Regions from separate parts of the Homo sapiens genome. Here region 2 is linked to region 1. The links are chromatin contacts, found by Hi-C or POLR2A ChIA-PET in ENCODE. All regions are on one chromosome and are shown on one strand. The core of a region is the stretch at or near the end of the contact, and the rest is flanking DNA. Distances in the headings are between cores, read along the strand shown.

The links. Hi-C counts contacts between places; a loop is a spot of excess contacts on that map. ChIA-PET counts read pairs that join two places held with the same protein, here RNA polymerase II (POLR2A). Pooled maps may share reads with other maps.
Region 2: a map of K562 shows a loop between it and region 1 (2.7-fold over the local background). The contact joins two enhancer-like sites. A Hi-C loop is called at or near these places in 7 of 168 maps with a recorded cell type or tissue (K562, gastrocnemius medialis, mammary epithelial cell and 3 more), 5 of 37 single-sample maps with no recorded cell type and 18 of 50 pooled maps. POLR2A ChIA-PET finds 5 or more read pairs at or near these places in 4 of 52 experiments (A673, WTC11, activated CD4-positive, alpha-beta T cell and 1 more).

Annotation. Positions count from the first base shown.
Region 1 is chr1:51,213,651-51,216,381 of GRCh38, reverse strand. All of the region lies in intron 1 of LINC01562 (long intergenic non-protein coding RNA 1562), which reads left to right. Among named protein-coding and RNA genes, the nearest start is that of LINC01562, 20 kb to the left of the region's middle. Within about 2 kb of position 1,366, at least 7 of the 41 ENCODE cell types and tissues checked have a DNase peak (open chromatin) inside an H3K27ac peak, as active enhancers do.
Region 2 is chr1:51,283,400-51,286,130 of GRCh38, reverse strand. No RefSeq gene overlaps it. Among named protein-coding and RNA genes, the nearest start is that of TTC39A-AS1, 45 kb to the left of the region's middle. Within about 2 kb of position 1,335, at least 2 of the 41 ENCODE cell types and tissues checked have a DNase peak (open chromatin) inside an H3K27ac peak, as active enhancers do.

The DNA of each region.
Region 1 (2,731 bases), core at 117-2,616:
CGAAACCCTGACTCTGCTAAAAAAAAATACAAAAATTAGCCAGGCATGGTGGTGTGTACCTGTACTCTCAGCTACTTGGGAGGCTGAGGTGGGAGAATTGCTTGAATCTGGGAGGCGGAGGTTCCAGGGAGCCGAGATGGCACCACTGCACTCCATCCTGGGTGACAGAGTGAGACCTGTCTCAAAAAAAAAAAAAAAAAAGAGAAAGAGAAGACTGGTAGGCCAAAGGGCATTTTAGAGAGAAAAACACATACAAATATTTGATGAAATGAAAGTTCACTGTGTTCTAAGAATAACATTCAGGGAAGCTGAAATTTAGAGAAAGAACGTGTGTGTGTGTGTGTGTGTGTATGTGTGTGTGTGTTGGGAGGTAGTTTGGGGCCAGTTAATGGAGGACCTTGAATACTAGACAAAGGAGTTTGTACTTGATCCAGTAGGCTGTGAGAGCCACTGAAGTTGTTTTTCTGTTTTTCTTAATCAAGAGAGTCATATGATTAGCTCTGTGTTTTAGAAACAGCAATCTGGTGGCAAGGGGAAATGGACTAATGGAAGAGACTGGAGGCAGAGAAAAGGTAGTTAGGACTCAGTTGCAATGGTCTAATATTGGGGCCTGAACTAGGATGGTGGCCGTGGGAACCAAGGAATGCATGGCCTAGTGCTTATTTTTATAGCGAATGTATATTTTCTATAGGACATTCTATTTTGAAAGATTATTCAATGATGGCTGTTTTTTCTGCTTGGAGAGGCTTGGATTAAAAAGCTCGTTTTTGTAATTTGGAGGGTCAGGAACTCTGCCTACAACTCAGTGGTCCTTCTCACAGAGTAAATCAGATACACTGAGGCTTTACGGGTCAAGGGAAACCTCCCCTCTGCCCTCCAAAGGTTCACTGAAGAATCAGCTCACAAAAGGTAGATTAATTGGAGAAAAGGCATACACATTTATTTAATGTGCATACATGGGGAGAATCATGGGGTGATTGCCCATCCTACAGTGTGATTCAGAAGCTTGTAAGCTATTCTGGCAAAACAGGTTGTGAGAGGGGGAAGAGGAATTCTGTTGAGGGCATTACTAGGGAGAATAAATGAATCAGGGAACAGAGATTAACTTGTACATTATCTTGTGAAGGGGTTGCTTCAGGTGTGGTTACAGTCTTGGTCTTATAGGGAAGGGAAGAAAAAATAATTGTTCCTTTTGGAGAGTCTGGATGTTAGGCAGATAGGGACTTTGGGTGAGACAGTATATGTGCATGTTGGGGGAAGGTCAGAAAGACCTTGAGGCTTCTTCAGTTCAGCATGTCAAAACGCCATATTTTGTGGTATTGGTTTCCTGGCCCCAACATTACCCTGTCAGAAACTTCCCTAGAAGTTTCACACACTAAAAGCTGCCCATATCAGAAGATGGCATCGCAGATGGGCTTTCAAACAGAAGAAAAACAAAGGTTAATGTTTGGTACAATCTATAAACCGGCTTCCTTAGAGTCTGGAGGGCAGTTGGGTGAGTTGTCTGGATGTAAGACTTGAAGCATCTTCAGTTAACGTGGAAGTAGATGCTGGCAATCTGACAGGTTTTTCTTGCCTGCAGTTTGTATGTCACAACATATGAGCTTCAGCCTGGAGGGCCTCAGGAAAAAGACGGTAGCAATTGTATTGCGTCCAAGTCAGAAAAGTGGAAGACAAATTTGGAAACGTTAGTATAGGGACTTGTAACCAGGAAAGAATTTATGATTTCATCCTTACTGTAGGCAAATAACAAAAACTCACAAACAATGAACAGGGCTAGAATCAAATAGTGGGTGGACTATAGATTTCTTCTAAAACATAATTTTTCTTCTAAAACATAATTCTTCTCTCTCTAGTTTCCCATTTTCAGCAAGGATAAATCATAGCAGGACCAATTAATTTGCAAAATAAGTTTTAGTCACAATATACTTGGCCTGATTATTTGCATAAAGTGCAGCAAGAATAGTGATTGGCCATATAGGTTCGTTTAAATTGGCTTTGCTAGAACTTTTTTTTTTGTGAAAGTCTTGCCTGTCACCAGGCTGGAGTGCAGTGGAATGATCTTGGCTCACTGCAACCTCTGCCTACTGGGTTCAAGCGATTCTCCTGCCTCAGCCTCCCAAGTAGCTGGGATTACAGGCATGCACAACCACGCTCCTAAGTTCTGTATTTTTAGTGACAGGGTTTCACCATGTTGGCCAGGCTGATCTCAAACTCCTGGGCTCACCCACCCTGGCCTCCCAAAGTGCTGGGATTACAGGCGCTAGCCACTGTGCTTAGCCAGAAAGTGACATTCTTTTCTTGCTGCGAGAACAGAAAACTTGTAAAGGAGCTGCACAGACAAGGTACCATGTCAGTCTTTCCAGACGTTTTATTAGCTCTATAAAGTCAACTTCTATTCCTTTAAAATATTTTAAAAATTATTTAAAAAGTTATTTGTCTTTTCTTTTCTTTCCTTTTCTTTTCTTTTTGAGATGCAGTCTTGCTCTGTAGCCCAGGCTGGAGTGCAGTGGTGCGATTTCGGCTTGCTGCAGCCTCTACCTCCAGGGTTTAAGCGATTCTCCTGCCTCAGCCTCTGAGTAGCTGGGATTACAGGCACCTGCTACCACACCTGGCTAATTTTTGTACTTTTAATAGAGACAAGGTTTCACCATGTTGCCCATACTGGTCTCGCACTGCTGACCTCACGTGATCTGCCTGCCTTGGCCTCCCAAACTGCTGGGATTACAGG
Region 2 (2,731 bases), core at 86-2,585, 70 kb before region 1:
AGAATGAAACAAAAGAATGTCCTCCATAGAGAGTAATCCCTTTGCAAGCTATCTCTTCTCCAAAGCCTGGATGCTGGGAGACCAACCTGTTTCTAGGCTCCTGGACAGGACAGGGTGAGCGGGTAGAGACAGGCTGCAGGAGGACAGGCCTCCATGGCTTCCCCACATGTTGGAATGTTGCCTGCTGCTGTATCAAAGCAGCACTACTCACAGGACACCAAACACATACTTTGGAAAATTGCAGTTTACAAAAAAACTCATTTCGGGTGCTTTTTTTTTTTTTTTTTTTTTTGAGACAGTCTCGCTATGTCACCAGGCTGGAGTGCAGTGGCGCGATCTCAGCTCACTGCAACCTCTGCCTCCCGGGTTCAAGCAATTCTCCTGCCTCAGCCTCCTGAGTAGCTGGGATTACAGGCATGCGCCACCATGCCCAGCTAATTTTTGTATTTTTAGTAGAGATGGGGTTTCACCATGTTGGCCAGGATGGTCTCGATCTCCTGACCTCGTGATCCACCTGCCTTGGCCTTCCAAAGTGCTGGGATTACAGGCATGAGCCACCACGCCCGGCCACGGGTGCTTTCATTTTAAAATTTGGTCAAGATGATTTCCTCGTCAACATTTGCTGTTTATTTCCTCCTGGGCTTTGTTAATTAATCCTATGTCACTTTTACCTCTGCTGCCCTGATAAGATAAATCAGTGGGTTTTGCCTCCTGTACCCCACCTGCAAATTCTGAGATAATCTATCAAATATATACATATACATACATATGTGAAGGACAATGAAAACACTGGGTTTCTAACATCACCACATCCTTATGCAAGGGCGTTTTCAAGAAAGTGAAAATTCTGTCATAGGCTCTCAATGTCTTATTTGAGTCATCTGTGGTCACTGCTTCTCTAATAGTGCAGACCTTCCCAGCACATCTGCCATGGAGAGGCCACAGATCAGGTGGAAGGTTTGAGCCTGGAAATAAGGAGACCTGAATTCCAGTCCTGACTTTGCTACTGATTTTCAAAGTAACCTTGGGAAAGTCACAGATCCTCTAAAAATGAGCAATTTGGACAAGATTAAGGCTCTTTCCTGCCTTCTACAGTTTCTTTATGGGTTTTCATCTGCAAAATGAGGCAACAGATACACTTCCCTACCTTTCTGCCAAAGCCTTGTGTCCCTAAGCAATTCAACCAGAAATAATAGACTTCTTAGGGGCTCTACAGTAGCCAGAACACCCAGAGAGCAAGTAATCCTCATTTAGAGAAAGTCTAAATCCTGTGCCCCAAGATGAATTCAGTTGTTAGGGAAGTAGCAATGATGTAACATGATCTGAACAGGTCCTTGGCAACAGAAAGTCTACCTCAGCCTCTCACTGATCACAGGCCCTCAGAATGGCAGAGTGGCTTCTAGCAGTGTGCTGGGCCCTCAGCTCTCCCATGGGTTGGCAGGTTGCCCTATTCCTTATCTCTTGAGCCAGAATGGGAGTGTTTCCAAGACAGTTATCATTCACAGCAGAAAGCCACAACCTGACATCAAAGCCAGGATCCTAAAAGGCCAACACCAACTCAAGATTTGGCTGAGGTCCAGGTGGGAGATTCCCAAGTGAAGAATGGCACCAAGAGGTTTTAAGAAAGCCCCAGTGTGCTGAGTACTAGAACCATTCAAGGAATCAAATCCAGACCCTTTCCTCTGGAGTTACTCCCAAGATCATTTCTTCTAAGATGATGGGAGTCAACAGTCTTTTCCTTGTTTACTTCAAATTTAAAGCCTAACAGTGCCTTCTCAACATCCTCAGCATCATCACACTAATTCAGTAATAAATGAGAGGTGTCTGGATTCTGCAATCCAAGCAGCAAATGGGAACTTCTCACGCCCACCCTCAGATGCAGCCTTCCAAGGTCGGAAAGTGCCTTCTGCTCGGGTTAGCACGGCTCCTTTGAATTCCAGTGCAAAGTTCATTACTGATTAATAGGCTAGGTCCACAAACAAGAAACCTCATTTGGGGACTCGAAAACTCCATCTCTAAATGAGTAATCTATGACTGCTTCCACTGTATAAAGTCAACTGTTAAGTGACAAAATAAGAATAGAGCCCTTTGGGAAGACATAGAATGAACTATTGAAGGTCTCTATGGACTGTTAAAAGTTCATGTTTGGCTGGGCGTGGTGGTTCACGCCTGTAATCCCAGCACTTTGGGACGCCGAGGCAGGTGGATCACAAGGTCAGGAGATTGAGACCATCCTGGCCAACATGGTGAAACTCGGTCTCTACTACAAATACAAAAATTAAGTGGGCGTGGTGGCAGGCACCTGTAGTCCCTGCTACTCAGGAGGCTGAGGCAGAATTGCTTGAACCCGGTTGGTGGAGCTTGCAGTGAGCCGAGATCGCGCCTCTGCACTCCAGCCTGGGTGACAGAGCGAGACTCTGTCTAAAAAAGAAAAAAAAGTGGATGTTTAATCAGAGACATCACAGCTAATGTCTCACAAATGACTAGATCAGGTTTGTTTTTCTTCCTCCACATTAAACACTCCAGAACATCAGACACCAATATGCTCTGGGGAAAAGAATAAAAGCTAGTATTTATTAAATACTCATTATGTGCCAGTTGCTATTCTAAGTACTTTACATTTATTTAATCCTCATAATATTTACATAATCCTATGAAGTGGGGCCATTGTCATTTTGCAGATGGCAAAACTGAGGCACAGGTAAATAAGTTGCCTAAGATCACACAACGA